Regions from separate parts of the Mus musculus genome. Here region 1 is linked to region 2. A link is a loop called in an ENCODE intact Hi-C map of the cell type or tissue named here. Cell type or tissue: left cerebral cortex. All regions are shown on one strand. Each heading gives the region's core, and the rest is flanking DNA. Links, peaks and the distances in the headings are about the cores only. Region 1 has its middle 11 kb from the start of Slc5a11. Region 2 holds the start of Lcmt1 (leucine carboxyl methyltransferase 1).

The links. Hi-C counts contacts between places; a loop is a spot of excess contacts. Peaks named below come from ENCODE experiments on the same cell type or tissue, not always from the same donor. Only the 100,000 strongest peaks of a DNase experiment are listed, where the experiment ranks them.
Region 1: it touches region 2 in a loop (2.7-fold over the local background); 4 of 42 quality-filtered maps call a loop at or near these places.

Annotation. Positions count from the first base shown.
Region 1 is chr7:123,198,618-123,209,950 of GRCm38, forward strand. No RefSeq gene overlaps it. Among named protein-coding and RNA genes, the nearest start is that of Slc5a11, 11 kb to the right of the region's middle. In left cerebral cortex, for the core only: a CTCF peak has its summit at 6,859 (motif pointing right); a DNase peak (open chromatin) is centred at 6,874.
Region 2 is chr7:123,372,392-123,383,271 of GRCm38, forward strand. Lcmt1 (leucine carboxyl methyltransferase 1) reads left to right here and starts at 5,591. Exons shown (of 11, transcript NM_025304.3): 1 at 5,591-5,864. The coding sequence starts at 5,758. In left cerebral cortex, for the core only: a CTCF peak has its summit at 5,987; a DNase peak (open chromatin) is centred at 5,549; H3K4me3 peaks cover 1,276 bases; H3K27ac peaks cover 589 bases.

The DNA of each region.
Region 1 (11,333 bases), core at 2,060-10,059, 170 kb before region 2:
CTGATCTATCTCTTCAGCCCCCAAATAGATATTCTTAAATTGAGTCTTGATTTTGAGGTGAACCAAATCTTAGAAATCCCTAAGTAGGGCTGAAGTAACGGTTCAGCAGGTAAGAGCACTAGCTGCTCTTTCAGAGGACCCAAGTTCAATTCCCTCACGTGGCAGCTGTAACTACAGTCCCAGGAGACCTACACCCTCTTCCGGCCTCCTAGGGCACCAGGCAAGCACATAGAGCTCTTATATACACGCAGCCAGTCACACCCACAGAGAGCAGTGAATCTTTAAACATAGATAAAAATCTCCGAAGTGAAACCGAGAGAGTCCAAAGGTGAGGGAACAGAGCAGGGCAGAGCTCTTACACTTGGCAGTTCCTGACCTTGGAAACCTCCTCTGGTTTCTGGTTAAGGAGGCTTCGGAATTGGAGCTACCTAGGGGGAAAGTCTCAGCAGGCCGCTTGCACCTCTGAGCGAGCGCTGGCCCAATCCAGCCCACCTGTTTTCCTCTCAAGCGTTTCTGACAGGGCCATGTCAGCGTCCCGCCACATCCACCCACAGCATCCTCTTGGCCTCGGCATCTCTCTGTTCCTACATAACACTCAGCTCCTTGCATTTTCATAAACAGACAATTTTCCTCCAGTAAGTTGCCAGAGCTAAGAACGTGGCTTCAGACAGTGTCTTGCTCATGGCCCACAGAGCCACTACCTCAGTCAAAATGAAATCTGACCTTTGTTCCTCTCTGTTCAAGCTGGTCACTGCTGTGATTACAACCCTTCAGTGACTTCAGCAACTGGGGAGAGCCAGTCTCCACAGGAGGCAGGACTGCAAGGTTGTCTCCTACCTCAGGACATTTGCTCTTGCCTGTACCACTTTAATTCCAGATGTGGCTGGTTGCCTCCTGACCCCACTTCAGGTGCTACTTTGGGGAACCCTAAGTTCAGTCTCCCTCTCAACTAGGGCAAATTTATCCCCATCAATACTGGGACGATGTGGCCACATCTGTAGACCCTGTTAATGGAGAGAGCCATGAGCTCTACTCCTTACCAACCAAGAGAATGTGACTGCTGTTAAACTTAGCATGCACCGGGCCGGGGCAGCAGGAGTATGTACCACGAACCTGGCACCCAGCACCAGGCACCCGGCAGCGTACGCGACAGTCCAGCATGCACAACTCACAGCTGTCTGCACCCTCAGTGCTCTGCTGTCTGGATAAATCTGGTGCAGTCTTGCCAAGGCCAGTTTCCATCTATAAGCTCCAAATGCAATGAGAATGACTCAGTGGGACTTCCAGCTATCAAGCCCTCGAGAAACGGCCAGATCTTACCGTGCCCCGGAGGTCTTGTGTGATCTGCTTCTATAGCGGCCCTCTGACCGCACCCTGTTCATGCACTCAGGACTTCTCTACTTGGCTTCAGGTTTCCTGGTGTGGTGCCAACACAGCTACCTGTGCGAGAGACTGGGAGGAGCTATGGCCAGCAAGCTCTACACACAAGGTAACCTACACATTCCAGAGAGAACCCCACACCCCAGAAAGAGGAGACAGGAGATGAAGGGGATATAGTTAGGGACGCCCCCAACCCCCTTTTTGTACTTTTGAGATAGGTTCTTACTGTGTAGCCCAGGCTAACTTCAGACACACAGTCCTCTGGCTTCAGCTTCTTGGGTGCTGGGGTTACAGGAATGCATTACTTCTCTGGGTAGAGACTACCATTAATGCCCTGGGTATAAAAAGATGGACATCTCCTGGGACGGCCTGGCTCTGTCCTCCCATTCATTACATGCTAGAAACTTGATGCTCACTCTCATACGTTAATGGTACTTAGAGCCTTTGGAAAAATGAAAAAAAAAATCAACCCATCCATGCCTTAATGGATTATTGGGTATGGAATGTGACTGTGCGATAAATGTAACCTCTCTCCTGAAAGCTTACTCTGACTCCGCGTTAAGACCCAGCAAGAAGACCCTTGCCAGATGTCAAATACAAGCCGGCGCCATGTTTCTGGAATTCCCAGCCTCCAAAACCGTGAGCTAAATAACTCTATTATTTTTTATAAGTTATACAGCTTCAGATATTTTGTGTCAGCAACAGAAAGAAGACTGAGGCGGCAGGCAAGCAAGGAGAGGGCGGTCTAGAACAGTTGGGTGGCTGCGGGGCATCACACGAGGACAGGAAGCCTTGCTTCTGTCTGGAGCTCAGGGGTGGAGTTGCATAAGGAAGCTAGGTTGGAAGCCAATGGGAGAAGGAGGTGGGGAATGAGATGGGGGCCAGGAACTGCACCACTGCGCATGTGTGCCCTTGAAAAAAGCAGCTAGACCATTCGGAATACACACCAAGAGGAGTAGAGGGACCTCAGGTGGGGATAGCCAAAGGGGAGTTCTGAAAGGCGGAAGTCACGGGGAGGAGGTGGAAACAAGAAGCTTCCTGCTAAGGAAGAGGAGTTTCAACATCAATGAGATAGACTCTTCCAAGGCTAATTTTATATTTCAGGTCGATTGAACGATGGCATTGCAAGTATATAATTACTATTGTTCTGCATGTTTCTATGAGGCTCTGATTGGGTCTGATGAACAAACTGAAGGCTCTGCTCCATAATGTAGGTGGGGGGTCACACAAAATCAGAGATTCACCGAACAAAACAGCGAGCTACCTCAGCGCTGGGGACCTCGGTAGTAGATAGCCAGGGAAGGAATGGCTAACAGCTTTTTCAGAATCTCCAGTCAGCCCATAGTCCACCGGCACATTTTACACTTGCCAGCCTCTACAAACACATGAGCAGGTTCCTCAAAGTCAAACACGAAGGCACGCCCCCACCCCACCCCATACAGAGAGAGAGAGAGAGAGAGAGAGAGAGAGAGAGAGAGAGAGAGAGAGAACAAAAAAATAAATACAAGCTTACAAAAAGATTGAAGAGAAGGGGAAGGAGGAGAAGGAAGGAGAGAGAGAGGGGGGAGGGAAAGGGATGGGGAGGGGAAGGGAAGGAAAAAGAGAAGGAAAAAGAAGAAGCAGCAGCCCAGCAGGGCAGTGGTGCTGCACGCCTTTAACCCCATCACTTGGGAGGCAGAGACAGTTGGGTCTCTGTGACTTTGAGGCCAACCTGATCTACAGAATGAGTTCCAGGACCACCAAGGCTGCACAGAGAAACCCTGTTTCAAAAACAAACAAACAAACAAACAAACAAACAAACAAAGCTAGTGCCCTTCTCCAAGAAGCTTTTTATTAGAAAGAGCCTAACCATTCCATTGACAGAGTTCCCACTCCATAATTGACTCCTGGGTCAGAGGCGGCTGGTTGTGCTCAGGGGTGCTAGGGGTGCCAGGTTCCTAGTAGACTGCCGGCTCTGTAAAACCAAAGCATCGAGCGTGCTCAGTGTCCAGCGGGCCCCACTGACAAGCTCACACCTGGCTCACCACTGTTTGCTAGATCTCCCCCATTTGCTCCACAAACTGCCCTTCCCCGCTCTGGGCAACCAGTTGACTGGGTCTTGGGCTGGAGTAGAACCCTACCTCACCAGGTCCTGAGCATGCAGCCTAGGAAGTGCTCTAGCATTGAGCCACCCCAACAGACAACGTGTCACTATGTATCCTGGGCTGGGTTCTAATTCTTTTTGGGGTTTTTTTGGATTTTTTTTGTTTTTTGTTTTTTCGAGACAGGGTTTCTCTGTGTAGTCCTGGCTGTCCTGGAACTCACTCTGTAAACCAGGCTGGCCTCAAACTCAGAAATCCACCTGCCTCTGCCTCCCAAGTGCTGGGATTAAAGGTGTGTGCCACCACTGCTCAGTTAAAGATTGATTGATTGATTGATTTAATGTATGTGAGTACACCACCATTGCTCTCTTCAGACACACCAGAATAAGGCATCAGATCACATTACAGATGGTTGCTAACCACTATGTGGTTGCTGGGAATTGAACTCAGGACCTCTGGAAGAGCAGTCAGTGCTCTTAACCACTGAGCCATCTCTCTAGCCCTGGGTTGTAATTCTTGGTTTTCCTGCCTCTGCCTCCTGAGTGCTGTCAGGAGTGACTCACTCCACCTGTCTGTTCTGGATCTTTCTATAACTGGAGTTGGTCAATCTGTAGGCTGCTGGGTCTGCCTGTATAGTTTTGAAGTTCTTCCAGGATGCAGTGTGGATGAAAACCTCGTTCTTTTTTATGCCCTGGTAGTAACCTCTCTGACCGTCTAGAATATGCTGTGTTCACTGTGTTGGCATTGCAGGGCTTCCCCTCTGGGGCTGTCAAGGACAGGGTTTCTGTGAAGTATCAACTGTCCAAGAGAAGTGTGGACATATCCTTCTCCCCACATCCCAGCACCCACAACAGCAATGGAGGCACCACATTGTGATGTATGCGATGGTGCTCAGGGCCTTCCTTGTACATGCTGTTCTCTATCACCGAACCACGACTCAACCTTTGCGGTGGTTTGAATATGCCCAATTACATGCTGTCCTTATAAGAGTTGCTTTGGTCGTGGTGTCTGCTCACAGCAGGAGAACCCTAACTAAGGCATCCTTGTTCACAGGCTTTGTTTTTCTTGTAAAAAAGTTCTGTCTGAGGAGGGGGACATGGCAAAGGGAGAACCAGAGCTTGCAGTGCAAACATGAGGATCTGAGTTCAAACCCCCAGCCCCCGTGTAAACACAGCCAGGCATGGCCACATGCAACTGTAACCCCAGGGCTACAGGGCGTGGAGACAGGAGGCTCACTGGACTCAGTGACCACCAGCCTGGCTGAAAACATCAAATTCCAGGTTGGGTGAGAAACCCTCAGGGCTGGAAAGATGGCTCAGTGGTTAAGAGCACTGCCTTGGCTGCTTTTCTGGAGGAGACAGGTTCAATTCCCAGCACCCAGATGACAGCTCACACTTCTCTGTAACTCCAGTGCCAGGGGATCCGACACGCTCACACAGACACACATGCAGGCAAAACATCAATGCATATAAAATTAAATGTAAATTATAAAAAAGAAGAAGAAATAGAGAAACTCTGCCCTGTACGGGAGGGCACCTCACATGACCCAACATGCATGCCTGCACATGTTTGACACATAACATAAAAGTTCTTTAATCAATAAATGAAATAAATAAAGTTCTGTTCTCAGGTAGAAACATGGCTGTGTTTGCTTCATTGCCCCTAGTGTAACCAGTGGTCCTTACAAAGAGGAAGACAATGCCCCTCCCCCAGTAATAATGTCACTTGAGCCAGCTAATTTTGCCTACTATGCAGTATTCCAGTAGCTCAAACAGGTTTTGCAAGCATTTGTTGGCCAATAGGCCAAGTGTGGAAGCAGGAGCCCCCACTCTCCAGTGCATCTCCCCAGAATAAGCCCTCAGTGTATATAGGAGACAGAAGCTGGTGCCTGAAGGTTTCCAGGCAAAGCTGCCCATGCCTTCTGAATGCAGGGCCCACCACAGAGCTTCACAGAATTTCTGTTTAGGAACTAGCAGTGTCAGCCTATCCCAAGGATAGAATTTTGGGACCTGGGAAGTTAAAAAATGTCACCATCAGAAGGCCCAAGTCAAAGGTCAGTGGCTTTGACAAGAGTGATCTTCAAGTCCCTGAGAAATAATAACCTGAGTGAACTGTTATTGTCATAGCCCACAAAGAGATGCTAGCTACACAGAGTTGGCAGAAGGCCAAAACTGTGTCACACAGTGCACATGGGCACATGAACACACACATATACACTTAGATACACATACCTGTCTTCGACACAGGATTGGAATTCTCAACTGGGATCAGGGATAGCTGGAAGGTACATGATACACAGACACAGTCTACTTTTCAGGTACAAACTGACAGGCAAGTTTTCAAGGCTTAAAGTTTCTCTCTCTCTCTCTCTCTCTCTCTCTCTCTCTCTCTCTCTCTCTCTCTTTCTCTCTCTCTTTTGGTCTCTTTCTCACTCGCTCGCTCGCAGCTTGAGGCTGCACACACTCTGCATTCTCCTGCGCACTTGCTTTTCTCCTGTGAGCCTTTCTTTTCTTGAACTCCTACACACCTCTGTGCATTTCTCTCTCTCTCTCTCACATACACACACACACACACACACACACACACACACACACACACTCCAAACATACCTCACACACACTGCATGCACTCTCCTTTACTCACAGGCATACACACACTTCTCACACTCTCAGTCACACTCTCTCCACCCACTCTCCATTCAACCTCATGCACACCTCACTCGCTCTCCTCATGCTCTCCCACCTTTTTCTTGTTCCAGTCTTTTATTGATACTCCAAAAAGCAGGTAGGGGGGAAAAAGGCATTGTATAATCATTGCCAAATTAAAAGAATAACCCCACCCCACAAAGAATTAAGAATTAAGGTTTTCCCCTAAAGTTTCAAGCTTTCCCTATTCCCAGACCTAGACAGGACAATGGCTGTTATTTTGTGTTTTGTAGGTACATGGGTCCTCCAGGCTTGTATTTTTCAGTGTGTATGGTTGTCAGCTTCCATAACATCATTTATCTATTATTTCATTTGGCCCTTTAATTAATTAACCTATTTAATTTATGATCTATATTTATTTTCTATTTATCGATTGATTGATTGTGTCTGTGAGTTGGGACAGCTTGAGGAAATCAGTCTCCTATGTAAGGTGAAGGATCAAACTCAGGTCACCAGGCTTGGTGGCAGGAGCCTTTACTGAGACATCTTGCTGGTCTTGTTTTTCATTTTTATTGGTTTTACCTTGAAACTAGGTATCAACTGCTTGATATGTGTGCATGTGTGTGCTTGTGAGTGCGGATGGATCACGGTGCGAGTTGTGCTCGCCTGAGTGCGGATGGATCACGGTGCGAGTTGTGCTCGCCCATGACTAAAGAATCGCTGGGAATCGCCTTACGTGTAAGTGGAGAAGGCAGCCACAGGGGGGCGCACAGAAACAAACTAAACCAAAACAAAACCCATAAAAAACCCACTTTACCAACCTCGGTTAGAAGAGGGCTCAGCTGGCTTTCCCACGTAATCCTACTTCAAATTTAAAACCCCAAATTTATACCAGCCAGTTACTTCACTGATGACTCTCTTATAAATCTCCTGCCTGGAGAGCACAGAGGCCTCACATCTCTGGTCATCTCCTCACTGCCAATGTGACCACCCGCCGTGAGCATCTGCAAACATCTCTTCTCAAACTTTAATGTCCATGGACAAAACTAGAGCAGCTGTTCTCAACCTGTGGGTCATGACCCCTTTGCAAGGGGGTTAAACGACTCTTTCCAGGGGTCATCTGAGACCACTGAAAAACAGATTTATCCAAAAACATGACTCATAACAGTAGCAAAATTTTAGTTATGAAGTAGCAAAAAAAAAAAAATAATAATGTTATGGGGCTGGAGAGATGGCTCAGTGGTTAAGAACACTGACTGCTCTTCCAGAGGTCCTGAGCTCAATTCCCAACAACCACATGGTGGCTCACAATCATCTGTAATGGATCTGATGCCCTCGTCTGGTGTGTCTGAAGAGAGCAAAGTATACTCACATACATAAAATAAACGAACAAACAAATCATCTTATGGTTGGGGTCACCACAACATGAGGAACCGTATTAAAAAGATCACAGCATTAGGGAGGTTGAGAACCACTGCCCTCAGGGGTTTTGTTCAAATATAGAGCTTGATTTGCAAGGTTTGGGATGAGATCAGAGGATGCTGCCACGATAGGCCAGAGAACTACAAGCTTGGGGCGGCATTGAAGCCTTCAAGAGAAGGAGGTCAAGCACACAGAACTGGGCTGCTGCAGTCTGTCTCTGATTGCCACTGTAAGTGATCCAGGGGTGCCTTACTCGCTCTCCTTGGGGATTCACATGGGTTTGCTTCATCTACTGGGACCAACGTATTACACTGTCACTCTCCTGTCACATCCAGGGGAGAGGCAGTCACTGGGGTGCTGTACAGCCTTGGTTCCCAAGGTCCACACCAAGCGTGAGTACATTCCACTGGGGAAAGCTCTCACGAACAGTGAGACTGTGGCACACCTGCAGGGCTACTAGGTGCAATTTGGTCTCAGGGCAGGGTTGTGTAATTGGAAAGGGGTCAAGGTAAGTTGAAAAGGATAAATTGCATCCCTGCCTCAGATAGGATCCAAGATGCTAGGGATTGCATGGAGACACACAGGGAGCAGGTCCGAGTCACATCAGACCATGCGCTTCCCAGTTAATCCTTATCCAAGACAGCTACAAGAGGTGGTGGGTCTGTGGACTTGTCTGTCCAGCACATCTGCTCCTTTCTAGAAACTCCAAACCAGTTTCCTTCCAGAAACAAGTGGATGCATGGACAAACTCACTCTGTCCCTCCCTAGTTGAGCACGTGACCAAATGGGAACCAAAGAGAGACTAGCCGAGGAAGTCAAGGCTTGTCAAATCTGTTAAAGAATCTGTTTCCCCCTAACCTTGAACCCTTGAGGACATCAGCTGAGTTTTTCAAGATCCTAATGGAAAAAATGTTTGTTAGAGAGTAAAGACAAGACGAAGTCTATCTGAGACGCCACACTGAGTGGCTGGAGTAGGTCAGACCCTAAGGTGTGGATCCAGAGCCACGTGAGCCAACCTATCTGCTTCCAACTACTTTGAACTGAGGCGCTCGATTGCCTGTGCTAACTAATAAAGACACCCACCCCCCCCATGCAATGCCCGGTCATCCGTGGGCAAAACAATGTTTTGCTTGTTTCTTCGAAAACTTTTTTTTTTTTTTTGAAAGAGAAAACTGCTAAACTCAGAGGCTCTTTCCCCTTAGATACGTATTAACTTTTTATGCTGTTCAAAAGTAGACCTGTACACTTTTGTGTACAATTAATGAGATGGAGCGAGCCTGTGGGAAAGTAACCTCACCCACGTGGCCCTGTCCAGGTCCTCCTGCAGAGAGCAGGGTGCCATTTGAGACACATTCCAGCAAAGAAGTTATCACACAGTAAAGGATTTCAGTAATGATTTGGGGAGTGGGCACCTCCTTGAGGTAGTCGAGGCAGGGTTAGCCAAAGGCTGGTGACTGACCTCTGCTTGGCATTTTCAGGAAGCAGTAGTTTGTAGAAACAGAAGGAAGCCAAGCTGGCCCCGCCTTCCACTGTCAGCAAAGGGAGAGCCAAGGAGAGGGCACACTTCTCACTGCTTGTTATGAGATGAAGGTTGTTATAGTAGCGAGCACTGCAGCATTCAGAGGGCGCTGGCCCTGGTATGTTACTGGGCACTTTTCATCAGGAGGCTAAAGCCAGGAGGGGGACACATTCAAAGCCAGCTTAGGCAGCACTGCAAGTTCTACCTGGGCAGCTTAACGAGACTGTGTCTCAAACCAAACACACAAAACCAGCAGCAGAGGGGACATGGTATAACTCGTGACCTATGAGTATTTGCAACAAGCCAATTCTTCTTCCAGCCAAGGGTAGAAAAGGCACAGACTGTGTGTGGCTGTGGTGTCAACAGGCGCCACACAGGCAAGTGATGCTTCCCAAAGCACCGTTGAGGGTCCCATATCTGCCTTCTCGACCTTAACACAGCTTCCTATGGGATGTGGTGATAGTGCTGGAGCTAGGTGTTTTGAACTGTCAGTGAATGTACCTGAGAAGTTCAGGAGTGGAGCCTGGTTATGAGCCAGCAACACCAGCTGTCCTGAAAACGGTTAAGCAGAAAGCATCTTTGTTTCTCACAGAGCAAAGCTCGGCACTTGGCTTGTGTTCTCTTGCACCTTCAGCCCCATATGTCTTCCTGCCTCCTTTTTCTTACAGATGTGCATCTCTTACAGATGTGCATCAAGGTTGAGGAGGCAAAAACAACCTATCCAGGTCACACACCAGCTGAATCACAGGAGCCAGAATCAAAGTGGAGGGACAATGACATCCTAGGATATTGTGTCCATCCTTCCTAGGCCGAGGATGGAGTCACTCTGTCCTTCTAGAGAAAGATGGCAGAAGCTTCATTTAAAACTATGCCCTGTACTCACCATAGGCCATTCCCTCCGTGAGCTTTGGGTGGGCATGCTAGGGCCAAACCCGGTGCTGCAGTAACACGAGGCTATTCCAGTGTGGATGTGAAGTGGCTTGTGTGTTGAAGACCTGGTCCCCAGCTCTAGGTCTAGCCACTAACGGAAGATGACATTCCAAGGCTCTGACTTAATGGATGGGTTTAGGCATAGATTGACAGCAGGTGACATCCTAACTACAAGGTTTAATTGAACACTGGCCACAGACCCCAGCTATGAGGGTCATGCAGCTGGCCCCATGCCGACTCAACCCCATACCAAGCATTCAGCAAAAACACCCTGCGCTCCAGACTTGTGATAGTGCGAGTTTTGTTGTGCTGATATCTTAGTTTGTTTTCTGTTGCCGTAACTGAATCTGAGAGCCTGGGTAATGTATAAAGCATATAGTTTTATCTCCCCATAGTTCCAGAGGCTGGGAGTCCAACGGGAAGGATTACATCTAGCAAAAAAACTTGCTGGATGAAACTCTAAGATTCTTTTTCATTTTTTTTTAAGATATATTTATTTATGTGAGTACACTGTTGCTCTCTTCAGACACACCAGAAGAGGGCATCAGATCCATTACAGATGGTTGTGAGCTACCACGTGGTTGCTGGGAATTGAACTCAGGACCTCTTGAAGTCAGTTTTCTTTTTTGTTTGTTTGTTTCTTTGTTTTTTGTTTTGTTTTGTTTTTTGTTTTTTTTTTTTTTGAGACAGGGTTTCTCTGTGTAGCCCTGGCTGTCCGGGAACTCACTCTGTAGACCAGGCTGGCCTGGAACTCAGAAATCCAACTGCCTCTGCCTCCCAAGTGCTGGGATGCCACCAGTCAGTACTCTTAATCACTGAGCTGTCACTCCAGCCCCAAGGAACACTAGATTCTTAAGGAAGCCCAGAGTACCACATGGTGAGAGTGGCAAGCACTCAAAAGGTTAAGCCATCTTGTGGCTGGCCCCAAGTCATGGGCACAGTGTGAGACCTCTTTCCTACTGGCTACAGTCCCCCCAGTGGTCTGGTCCAGCATCTCTGTGCGGCATTGGGAGTTAGAGGTGGGAAGCAAGGAATTCCCTGTTGAACCCTTAGCTCATCAACATGACACACAGCAGTTATACCTGGGACAGCCCAGTCTCAGCTCCATGGATCACAGGTTACTGAATGGAGTTCCTTATGTCGGGTCAGTTTCCCTGTGCATCGTCACGCATAGTTTCCCCCCTGCACCCCCTCCTCCATACTTCCTTAGTTGTAGCTCTTGTTTCTAGATCACTCCCATGAAAATGAAATTTGGGGGGGAAGGGGGAAGGGCAGTGGAGGGGGGAGGGGTGCTTTTATAATACACGCACTCAAGAGATAACCACGGATCCAGAACCGACATCCTCAATCCTAAGC
Region 2 (10,880 bases), core at 2,881-10,880:
AGAGACCTGACTGCAGCAAGTTATTCTCTAACCTACTCTCATCACACACATCCACACCCACCACATACATACACACACACACACACACACACTTAATTTTTTAAAACTGGCCTACCTACAAACAAAAAGAAGAGTCAAGCCCCAAAATTGAAGAACTTGAAGATGCAGTTAAAGATTTAAGTAAATTATTCCCTATAGAAAGTAACATAGAGTTTGACATAGGAAGAATGTGTCTCTGTTTCCATTCAAAAGAAACAAAGTCTTAGATGTAGACCTTTGAAAGTACAGGCTTGTGCAGTAGACCAAAGTGATTCCGTGGAAGAAGAAGGGAAATCTGAAAAGCCTAAGGGAAGTTCAGAGTTTCCAAAGGAATTCAATGCATACACCAAAGAAAACAAGAACACTTATAGCATAGGATGAGAAAAGATTCCTCGAATCCACAGATGAACTTCCTGGAAAAGATGGAACACCTTGGGGAACAACAGAGCAGGGTAAGCCTGTGGCTAACCCTAAAATGCTACATGTTGTCACAGAACTATGTGTCAACATAGTGTGTCTAACGTGTCAAACCACTGAGTCTCAGCCACATGTTAGAAAGACCTGCTTAAGGAGAAAGAGCAACATCAGTGAAAACTCCTGAACCTAAAAAGCAGTGTAAGATGTCCCTGCTTCAGTTTTTAAGAGACGGGCAGGGGTTAATTTAAAAAACCAACACAGGCAAACAACTACCTTCCCTATTCCCAATTCTTTTCAGGGAAAATTCAAGAAGCAGCTCAGTTGGTAGAGTGCTTGCCAAGTATCCCTGGGGCTCTGGGCTCAATCCTCAGCACTGTACAAATTGGCTATAGTAATACAGATCCAACAATTGGAAGGTAGAAAGAGAAGGGTTGTGAATTCAGAGTTACTCTTGGCTATATACAGAATTAGAAAGCAGCCTGAACTATATGAGACCCTTTCTCAAAAAAAAAAAATTCACAAAACAAAGTAGAACAGATCAAAATTCAGCTACATAAAAAAAAAGACAAGACTCAAACACATTCTGATGTTTTTCAAGTAGAAAATGTCCAGTATCTGGATATAGAAACTAACGTAAAAGGAAGAAAAGAACAATCATTTGATTGTTCAAGTAGGACACTCCACTTGCAAATGAAGAGAATGTGTCTCTGATTGAGCACAGCCTGAGCAGCAAGAACTTAGCTCATCAGACACCAAACAGGAGCAGGAACTTCCCAGGCTCTAAAACTGTGAGCAACAAACTTGCCATTTAAGAACCACCAAGTGCAGTGATTGTAGTAGAATGAGGAGGCCATGTTCCAGCTCCTGCAAGCAGGAGAACTCAGCAGCTTCAGTCCTGAGTCTCTTACTTGATTGTCCAGAGGAGGAGACTACTGGAACAATTGATGCTGGTTAGCTGAAGCTAAGAAATTAGTGGTGACAAAGAAGAGACCAACATCACTGAGGTGAAATCTTCTGGGTAGTGTTTTCTGAGAGCACAAAGGAGCTGTATTCCAGAGATAGCCAACCAAGGTTGTACCTTATGCTGCAGCTGGACTTGGTAATGTGTAAGAATCACTCAGGTGGCACTGGTTTCGAAAGCATGAAGGGGTTATGAAGAACAGCTGAGGCTCGGCACTGTGAGAGGCTATGGAAGGCCATTGGTGAAAGTGCAGCTTCAGTTGCAGCTTATGGCCCTGGATTGAAGGGGTCATGCAAAGGAGTTGAGGCTTGGCACCATGAAGAGAGCCTATGAGAGGTTATTGGTGAAGACTAGTTGTAGTGGAAGACCCCAATATTGTAGAAGCCAGTACCATGGGATGATCACCAAGAACAGCAGCAGCAGTAGAGTGGGTCAAACTGTGTTTAGGGCAGAGCTGGAAAAGTGATGGCAGCCCTTTGGAGGAGCCCAGAAGATCATGTATGGATCCCAGACATTGGAACAAGAACTATGAAGTTGACTTGGAGCCCCCAAGATATTAAAGATGCCGGAGCAGGGGGATATCTGTTGAGGAAAGCAACAACACTCCTTGCTGCAAACAAGGAGTGGAACCAGCCCAGGAGAAAGCAGGCAACACAGGTGAAAAAGGAGTTAGAGATCTGAACACTGCTTTGACATCAGCCACGGAGATGCAGAGTATGGAGTTTGCCCAGCTGGTTCCCTATCTTGCTTTGGGAATTACTGTTAATTTATTGGTTGAATCTCAGAAGAGACTTAGAACTTTGGACTTTTAATGTTGTTGAAACTACTATAGACTATGGGGACTTTGAAAGTTGGACAAAATGTATTTTGCATTATGCTATGTTTAGGTATGGCCCCCATAGATTCATATGTTTGAACAAGCCTATGGGGGCCAGGGAATGGAATGTTATGGTTTGTATATGCTCAGTCCAGTGAGTGGCACTATTAGAAAGTGTGGCCCTTTTGGAGTAGGTGTGTCACTCCGTGTGTGGGCTATAAGACCATCCCCCTAGCTGCCTGAAATTTAGTCTTCCATTAGCAGCCATAAGATGAAGAGGTAGTTCTCTCAGACCTTTCTTACCATACATGCATAGATGCTGCCATGTTCTTGCCTTGATGATACTGGACTGAATCTCTGCACTTGCAAGCCAGCCCCAATTAAATGTTCTTTAGAAGAAAAAAAAAAAACCTCACCAAATGTATGCTCGTGTGGCTGCCCAGATTTTGGCCAGTTTTGCTGACTTTTGTGCCTTGTTTATAATTTTATTAATATTTTTTTAAATGTGCAAATGAAAGCATCATGCACAAAGATTAATCAGACCCAAAGTTTAAAACTTGATGAACTTTCATACAGTTAGAGTTGGCATTCCAAATAAAACTTGGGACTGCATACCACTCTAATGGCAGGGGTGCATGGCCAAAGAAGTGATTCGTTGCATTAGAATCCCATAGACAACTTATAATCATGTTGGGTCACCTGGAAGCTCCAGAAAACATGAATGGTTACCACTAAGTCACTGAAGGGATCTCTGATGATAGCAACAGGAGTACCTGTCGATTTTATTTTGGAGAAAGTCTAGAGCTTTTTGTTGGAGGGTCTTATTCAAGGCAGTCCGAGTTGTTCAGGTACCCTGAGTAGCCTGACCCTTCCAAGATAAAGCTAATTGTGACTGAAGGGTCATTCAGAGAGGCAGATCATTATGGGATGACATCCCATACAACCTGTTGTTGACATATTTGTTACCTATGGACACCCGCAGGGGGTGTAGAATGAGTGCCACATGAAGATGCTAAGCCTGTGAGTTGCTTTGCAGAGGACTACTTCAGGGAAAGATGTGTTATTTCCCTGTGATGGTTAGCGTTAAATGCCAGCTTGGCAGAATCTAGAGTTTCTTGGGAGATGGGCTCCTGAGGATGCCTATAGATCATTCTCCTGATAATATTATTTGAAGGAGGAATACCCATGCACTATGGGTGGCACTATTCTCTGGCTAGGATCCTGGGGTGTATAAGTGGAAAAAAGGAGCTGAGGCACTGCATGCACCCACTGCTCCCTGCTTACTAATCATGGATTCAGTGTGACCAGTAAGTCTCCTGGTCCTACCAACATGTCTTCCTTACCTACTTTCATGTCTTCCCTGACATTTATCCCCCTGGAACTATGTGGTGGTTTTAACAAAAGAAACCCCATAGGCTCATGTATTTGAATGCTCGGCCTATAATTGATAGAACAGTTCTGGGAAGGATTAAGAGGTGTGGCCTTGTTGAAGACACTGTGTCACTGGGGGTGGGCTTTGGGTTTTAAACCCCCCCCCCTCTCTCTATCACTTCCTCTCCCTCCTCTTCCTCTTCCTCTTCCCTCCCTCTCTCCCTCCCCCTTCTCTGTCATTCACTCTCTTTCCCTCCATCCCTTCTCCTCCATCCACCCCCAACTCTCAGGCTATATTATCCAAGCCTGCTTACATGCTGCCCTGTTCACCATTATGATAGTCATGAAGTGGCCCTCTGAAAATGTAAGCAAGCCCCTGATTAAATGATTTCTTATATAAGCTGCCTTGGTTATGGTATCTTTTCACAACAATAGAAAAATAACTAAAATAAACTGCAAGCCAAAATAAAGTATATTGCCCTTTAAGTTGCTTTTGTCAGGGTAATTTATCATAACCCCTCAAGATTAGCTTCAACGACACTTCAGAACTCCAGTTATTCCTTTCGCCATCTCTCCCTGAAGTATCAGTGGTTACTTGTGTCTCCAGTGAATAATAAATAAAACAAAATATATGAACATATATAGGTTGATTTGCTGTTTTCTTTTTTAAGGAATTGAGTCAGTATGTAGCTCAGTTGGTAGAATATTTTCTAGATTGCACTAAACTCAGGGTTTGAGCCTCAATAGTGTACAAATTACATGTGGTTACACATACCTACAATCCCAGCACTGGAGACGTGTAGGCACCAGAAGTTCAAGGTCATTGAATTAGAAGTTCAAGGTCATTTTTGGCTACACAGTGAGTTAAAGGCCAGGCTTCATTATAGGAGAACTCATCTAGTTTTTCTTTTTTTAATTTGAAATATAGTCTTGCTATATTATCCAGGCTGACCTCCAACACTAGGCTCAAAGGATCCTATTGCTCTCGCTTCCCAAACATTCTCTCTCTCTCTTCCTCTCTCTCTCTCTCTCTCTCTCTCTCTCTCTCTCTCTCTGTGTGTGTGTGTGTGTGTGTGTGTGTGTGTTTCTGAGCTCAGATCCAAAAACCCTGGAAAGGGTGGGCAAGTGTTTATCACTGCCCTATCGCCACAGAATTTTTATGGGTATGATTTAGACTTCTTAAAGCTAGAGCTTATCCCTTCCTCTCTCCCAAACAACAAACAAAATAGAAAATAACCCTTCAATTTTATTTAGAGTTTTATAGTGATCCATTATGGAATACCTGTAAAGTACACTGCACACGCACAATTATGAAACATATTTACTCATTTGAGAAACTGTCCTCCCTCTGTCCTTTCACTGGTTTCTCTTCCCCCACCTTCCCCATTCATGTCACCTAAACCTTGATTTCTATTCACTTGTTCCTCAGTCCCGCAGACTATTTTGATTACATCTGTTGATTCTGAAACAGAGTTCAAGAAATTTTGTAGCCCCATCCCCAATTTACTCTCATGGTTACAAAGTTTTCCATTTTGTTCTTCACAACTCTCTCTTTCACAACTTTTTCCCCCTTTTCTTTCTGAGAACCCTACTCCCAGGCGAGCGCTCTGAGCTATGTTCCTAGTCACTTCCTAACATCTCAAAGGCATTGATTAGCACAGGACCTGACACAGTGTTGACTCCCCGACTAGAAGTTTGTTACAGTGTTGAATGATCTAAATGGAGACAGAAAGTTAATACATTAAACTTGCTTCTTTTGGGTGGACTCTCTGCCCTTCAGCCCTGAATTGACTGTGTTTGTAAGTTACTGAGCGACAAGAAGCCACTAAGACTACATTTCCCAAAAAGGATTGCGGCGCCACCAGCATGTCCGGGCTCTCTAGAAACTTCCGGGTTGTGCGGGCGGAGCCTAAAGAATCCTCCAATGGTCTGACTGGACGAGGAACTTGGTCCGACAAACGTCATGTCCCGGGAGCCAGTCAGCTGAAAGGTGGGTGGGCGGTGCGGGGGCGGCGTCACTGAGCAGCGCCCGCCTATCGCGCCTTATCTTTGCAGCTTTAGTCGGTGCCTGTTTCTTGCCTCTTTCCCCCACTGCTCGTTTCCCCGTTTCCATGTCCCTGGTGGGTGCCGCACCCCAGAACATCCCACGCACATGGCCTCCAGCTCGAGGGAGTCCTCGTTCTCTTCCTGCTCGTCGAGCTGTGACTTGGACGACGAGGGAGTGCGCGGCACCTGCGAAGATGCTTCTCTCTGCAAGAGGTGCCTGGGGGCGCTGGGTTTGGGATGGGAGCTGGTGTCCCGAGCCTAGGTGGCTAGAGGGCCACTGACCAAGGCATACGCTAGGACACTGGGAAGGGGCTGTCGCACTCATCTGGAGCGGCCCTGGCTTCACACCTGGGAAGTGCACGGAGCAGGGAGAGGTTCATTTAAGTCACAATTAACGAGTGTGTGTGAACCCGGGGTACCACGACTGGGAGTAAGGCTCTGAACAAAGCTTGCAAGATCTTAGCCTTCAGGAAAGACAGGGTGTGTTGCAAGTAATAACTACAGCTTTGCTGGGTTAGAAAAGGAACTTTGCTTGGTAGGTTACAATCCTGTTGAAATTGGTCATTATTCCCCATTGTGCAGCTGAAGCTCAAGTCTATGAGGGAGGGGTAGATTGCAGGTCCCAGCACCCGCAGTGTTTGTAGAATCAGCACTATACATAGGTCACAGTATTTATGGAGTTGTAGTAGGTGGTGGTGGTGGGTCTTGTCAGTGCACAAGAAAACATAAAGCTTGCATGTCCTTCATTCCTGCAACAAAGCTATTGAGACAGTACACTGTGCCTTACTTTGAGCTAATTGGTAGGGTTTGCTTTCAGTGATTGCAAATACTTAAAGGAGCAAAACAGACATGGTGTTGACATACTAGACTCACAGCCTCGTTGGGAGGAGCAGTAAACTCATACTTTAGTGTTGGGCTCTTGGAGATGTCTTTAGAGTTTGAAATTTATCCAGGGATGTTTAAACTGGCAAGAAAAAGCCTGAGACAGGGAAGTAGGACAATGTTCAGAACTAGGGACGAGTGTGGGCTTTGGAACAATTAGGACAATGCCCTGGAGAGAGGCGTGGGCTGGGGGCCAGAGAGGTGTTATAGTGTGGGGAATACAAGTTTTGGAATGAAGTGTTGCACTCTTTGTAGGGTCTTAGAAACTAAGCAATGGGATTTAAAGCATCAGTCCTGGAGCCAGACTGCCTAAGCTATATAAACTTGGGCAAGTTCCTAATGTGTATGTGTGTGTGTGTTGGGGGCATGCATGTGTGGGTGACTACCTGTGCATCCTAGAGGAGGATGTTGGGTATCCTGCTCTATCGTTCTGCCTTGTTCCCTTGAGATAAGATCTCTCACCTTTTCAGCCAGACTGGTTAGGTAAGGAGCAAACCTTAGAGACCTCAGCAGTCTTCCTGCCCCCAGCCCCCATCACGGGTTGCAGGTGCGTGAAAAGCCATGCCCTTCTTTTTTATTGTGCTGGGGATCCAACTCAGTCCTCAGGCTTGTACAAAAAGTGTTCTTACCCACTGAGCCATCTCCCCAGCCCCCTAACTTTTTTTTTTTTTTTTTTGCCTTAGATTTCTTGTCTCTGAAGTAGGGGCTGGGGAGAGAGCTTAGTTGGGAAAGTGCTTGCTGTGCAACCATTGTGACCTGAGCTCATATGCCTGTAACCCCCATCCTGGGGATTGGGAACAAGGGGTTCCCTGGAGCTCCCTGACCAACTTGGTCTAGCTAAATTGGCAAGTTCCAGGTTCAATGAGAAACCCTGTCTCAAAAAATAAGGTGGAAAGTGATAGAGGAAGACACCCGCTATCAATCTCAGGACCGAGCATGTGCATGCATAGCTGTATACATCTGCACATGCAGGTACGCCCGCGTACATCACACAGTAAAAGCGTGTGTGTGTGAGAAAGAGACAGAGACAGACAGAAGCAGATGTGGCGTGGCGGGTGGCAGCGATCTGGTCTCTTAAGTGGCTTTGAAGATTCAGTGATACTCTCTGCTATCCACTATCAGTAGATCCTTTCGAGTAGTGGAGGCTGTGGTTTGCATTCAGAGCTTTTTGCACTGGATCCTTGTCTCTGAGAATCTGGTTTGGATTTTGTTGTTGTTGTTGTTTCTGTTTTTTGTTTTGTTGTTGTTGAGTTTTTTTTTTCCCTTGTTTTGTTTTTCTACACAGGGTTTCTCTGTGTAGCCCTGGCTGTCTTGGAACTTGCTCTGTAGACCAAGCTGGCCTCTAATTCACAGAGATCTGCTTGCCTCTGCCTCTTGGGTGCTGGGACTAAAGGTGTGTGCCACTACCATCTGCCATATGTATATTTGTGTCTTTGTGAGTGCACATTGTGTTGGCAGGTCCTCTAGAGTTGGGGTTATAGACAGTTATAAACCACCCAATGTATGTGCTGGGAATTGAACTTGGGGTTCAGTACTTGATCTTAAGCATTAACCACAGAGCCATTTCTTCAGCCCCATAAATTAATCCTTAAGCTATATGTGAGTATTCTGTGTCTCTTGGTTTCTGTGATACTGTAATAGGCATCCTTGAACAACTTTTTTTTCAAATTACATTTATTCACTTTATATATATGTGTCAGCAGGCAGTGTAGGACAGGTCATTTCTCTTCTTTCACCCTGTTGGGCCTGGGTATTGAACTCAGAGCATCACATTTGGTTGCAAACACCTTCTTCCTAAGCCATCTTGCCTGTGAGACCAACATCTTCATTGTATCACATAAAACTTCTCAGTCTTGTCAAAGGTTGTGATATCACTAGATGCTTGCCTGTGGGGCATAGGAGCAAGTTATCCTTCTCTGCCGAAGTCTTCCTTTCTTTTTTTAAAATGGGGATCACAAAGTTAGCATACCTTTTGGTTGTTACTACAGGATTAGTACAAAGTGAAGTTGTCACTAGTTTACTGGTAGTAGTTTGGATTTCCTTCCCGTCAGAATATTATTTGGTTGAAGTTGCTGAGCATGTATTAGCAGTGGGTCTGGCTGGTTCCTGCCACTGTGAGTTACAGCATCAAATCCATAAGGCAACATTTAAAAAGTCCATTGGTCCCCCAGGGTACCTGCAGTTCTGTCACTGTGTGTTGGTTTGCCCCCTCCGTTGGTACGGAGTCCTGGAACAGTGGTGAGGTTGTCTGCGTTCGGAGGCTGTGGTGAGGATTGAGTGTGGAGTGTTTTCAGCAGTGGCTGCAGCAGATGCTTCAAACTGGCTATCATTGCCACTCTTACGTCGTCAGAATCGGGGCCTGCTCTGACACATCAGGTTTGTAATTACGTGGTTCCTGATGTGTCACTGTTGGTAGATGGTGCCCGTGAGAACTGTTGAGGCCTTTAAAAAGGTTTAATGTATTTCTTTGTTTCCTTTTTCTTTTTTGGTATATATGTGTGTGTGAATATTTGTGTGTTGGTTAAGTGTTGGTGTGTGTGTGTGTGTGTGTGTGTGTGTGTGTATGTGTGTAGGTTCATGATCCTGTGCACACCCGTGTGGCGGCTGGAAAAGGATATCATAGGTGTCCTTTCATTAGACCTTATTCCTCCAAGGCAGGGTCTCTTGCAGAACCTGGAGCTCTCAGTTTTCAGTTAGGTTTACAACCTGCAGGTCCTGTCAATTGACCCACCCCACACTGGGATTACAGGCATGTGCAAGGCCAGGCTTGGCTTTTTGTGTGTGTGCTGAGATCATAACCGTTGAGCCATCTCTCCAACCCTGGATATTGTTTCTTTTTGTTTTGTTTTGTTTTGTTTTGTTTTTTTTTTTTTTTTTGTTTGTTTTTCGAGACAGGGTTTCTCTGTGTAACCCTGGCTGTCCTGGAACTCACTCTGTAGACCAGGCTGGCTTCGAACTCAGAAATCCGCCTGCCTCTGCCTCCCGAGTCTTGAGGGAGGGGATTTTCATTCTTTGAGACCTGGTTGATTGCTGTGAGTGGGCTGTCACGGAAAGTTCTCTTGCTCTCTTTTTATATGTCTTCTCTCCCGTCCACGTTTTCACTCTAACATGACACAGTCAGGGTGTCTTGCCAAGTTGGTGCCTTGCTGTTTGAACTTCTAGTCACCAGACTCATTTGCCAGATGAACCTCTTTGCTTTTTAAGGTACTGAGCTCCGTTATTTTGTTATAGTAACATGACTCAGACTCACATACTCGCCTTGTCTTCTCGTTACGCTCACCATGCTATGCTCGGGGTCACTCTGCTCTTTGTTTACCAGTGACCCAGGGCCCACCACTCCTGCACGGTGTCCTCTCAGATGGGTGCTCCATATTCTGTAAGTCCCTCCAGCTTATCAGCCTCCTTGTGACCATTCCTTCCTTCCCTGTACCTGAACTTCGGTGCTTCCCTACAGTGGCCTTTTCTTGAAGTCTTCTTCTCTCTCACATGTAGGATCCCAAGGACCAGGTGTTTGAGATGTGTGCTCTTCAAGCTGTTTGGTTTCCTCTTCCCATTTTTTTGAGGTTCGTTCTATCCAGCAGGACCCCTCCCCCGGTGGCTGTTGTTTACCCTTTCTGAGTTAGTCAGGTCCCTGAAGGCTTCACCTCCTCTGGTCTTCCTTCCTTCTTTCTTTCTAGGCACGGGCCTTACCCTTTCCAAACCCCACAGCTGGCCCCTGTTAGACAACCTTTGTAGGAACTGATGCAGGATATGGAACACTGTAAAATTTTTGTACCATCCTTGCACAAAGACCGTGCTAACCTCTGTGTCATTGCAATTTTAGATTATCTGCTCCTGAAACAAGCACCCTCCTTAGTTCTTGACGTAGCCCCTGGGTGAACTCAGTGTCCTGTAAGCACTCAGTTTGCCTATATACCCTCATCCCTTTGTGACCACCCTTTCCCACCATGGTACCCTAGGTCTCCGTCTTGGTGCATAACCATCTTCCTCCTTTGCAGTTGCCTTAATCAGTTATTAGAATTCAGTCGACTTTCCTCAGAACCATGGCTTTTCCTGTCAAGTCAGAGCTTAGAGTTCATAGTCCGTCATTCAGCACTTGAGTTGGCATTGCCCATATCTATCTTGCCCTTTGGTAATAGACCTCCTTAAATAAGGTAAGTAGTCAAAGGGTAGACAATAGCAAGAAGGTGTGGTCCAGCAGGGTATGGTGAATCTCAGAGAAATGGCACAACTTCTAGTTTCCATTTCCTCCTAGAATACTTGTGGTACACACATAGTAGGACAACTTGATACTACTGTGAATTTGTGTCTGCCAGCCTGGTCTGTACCCCTAACTGCTTCTCTGGA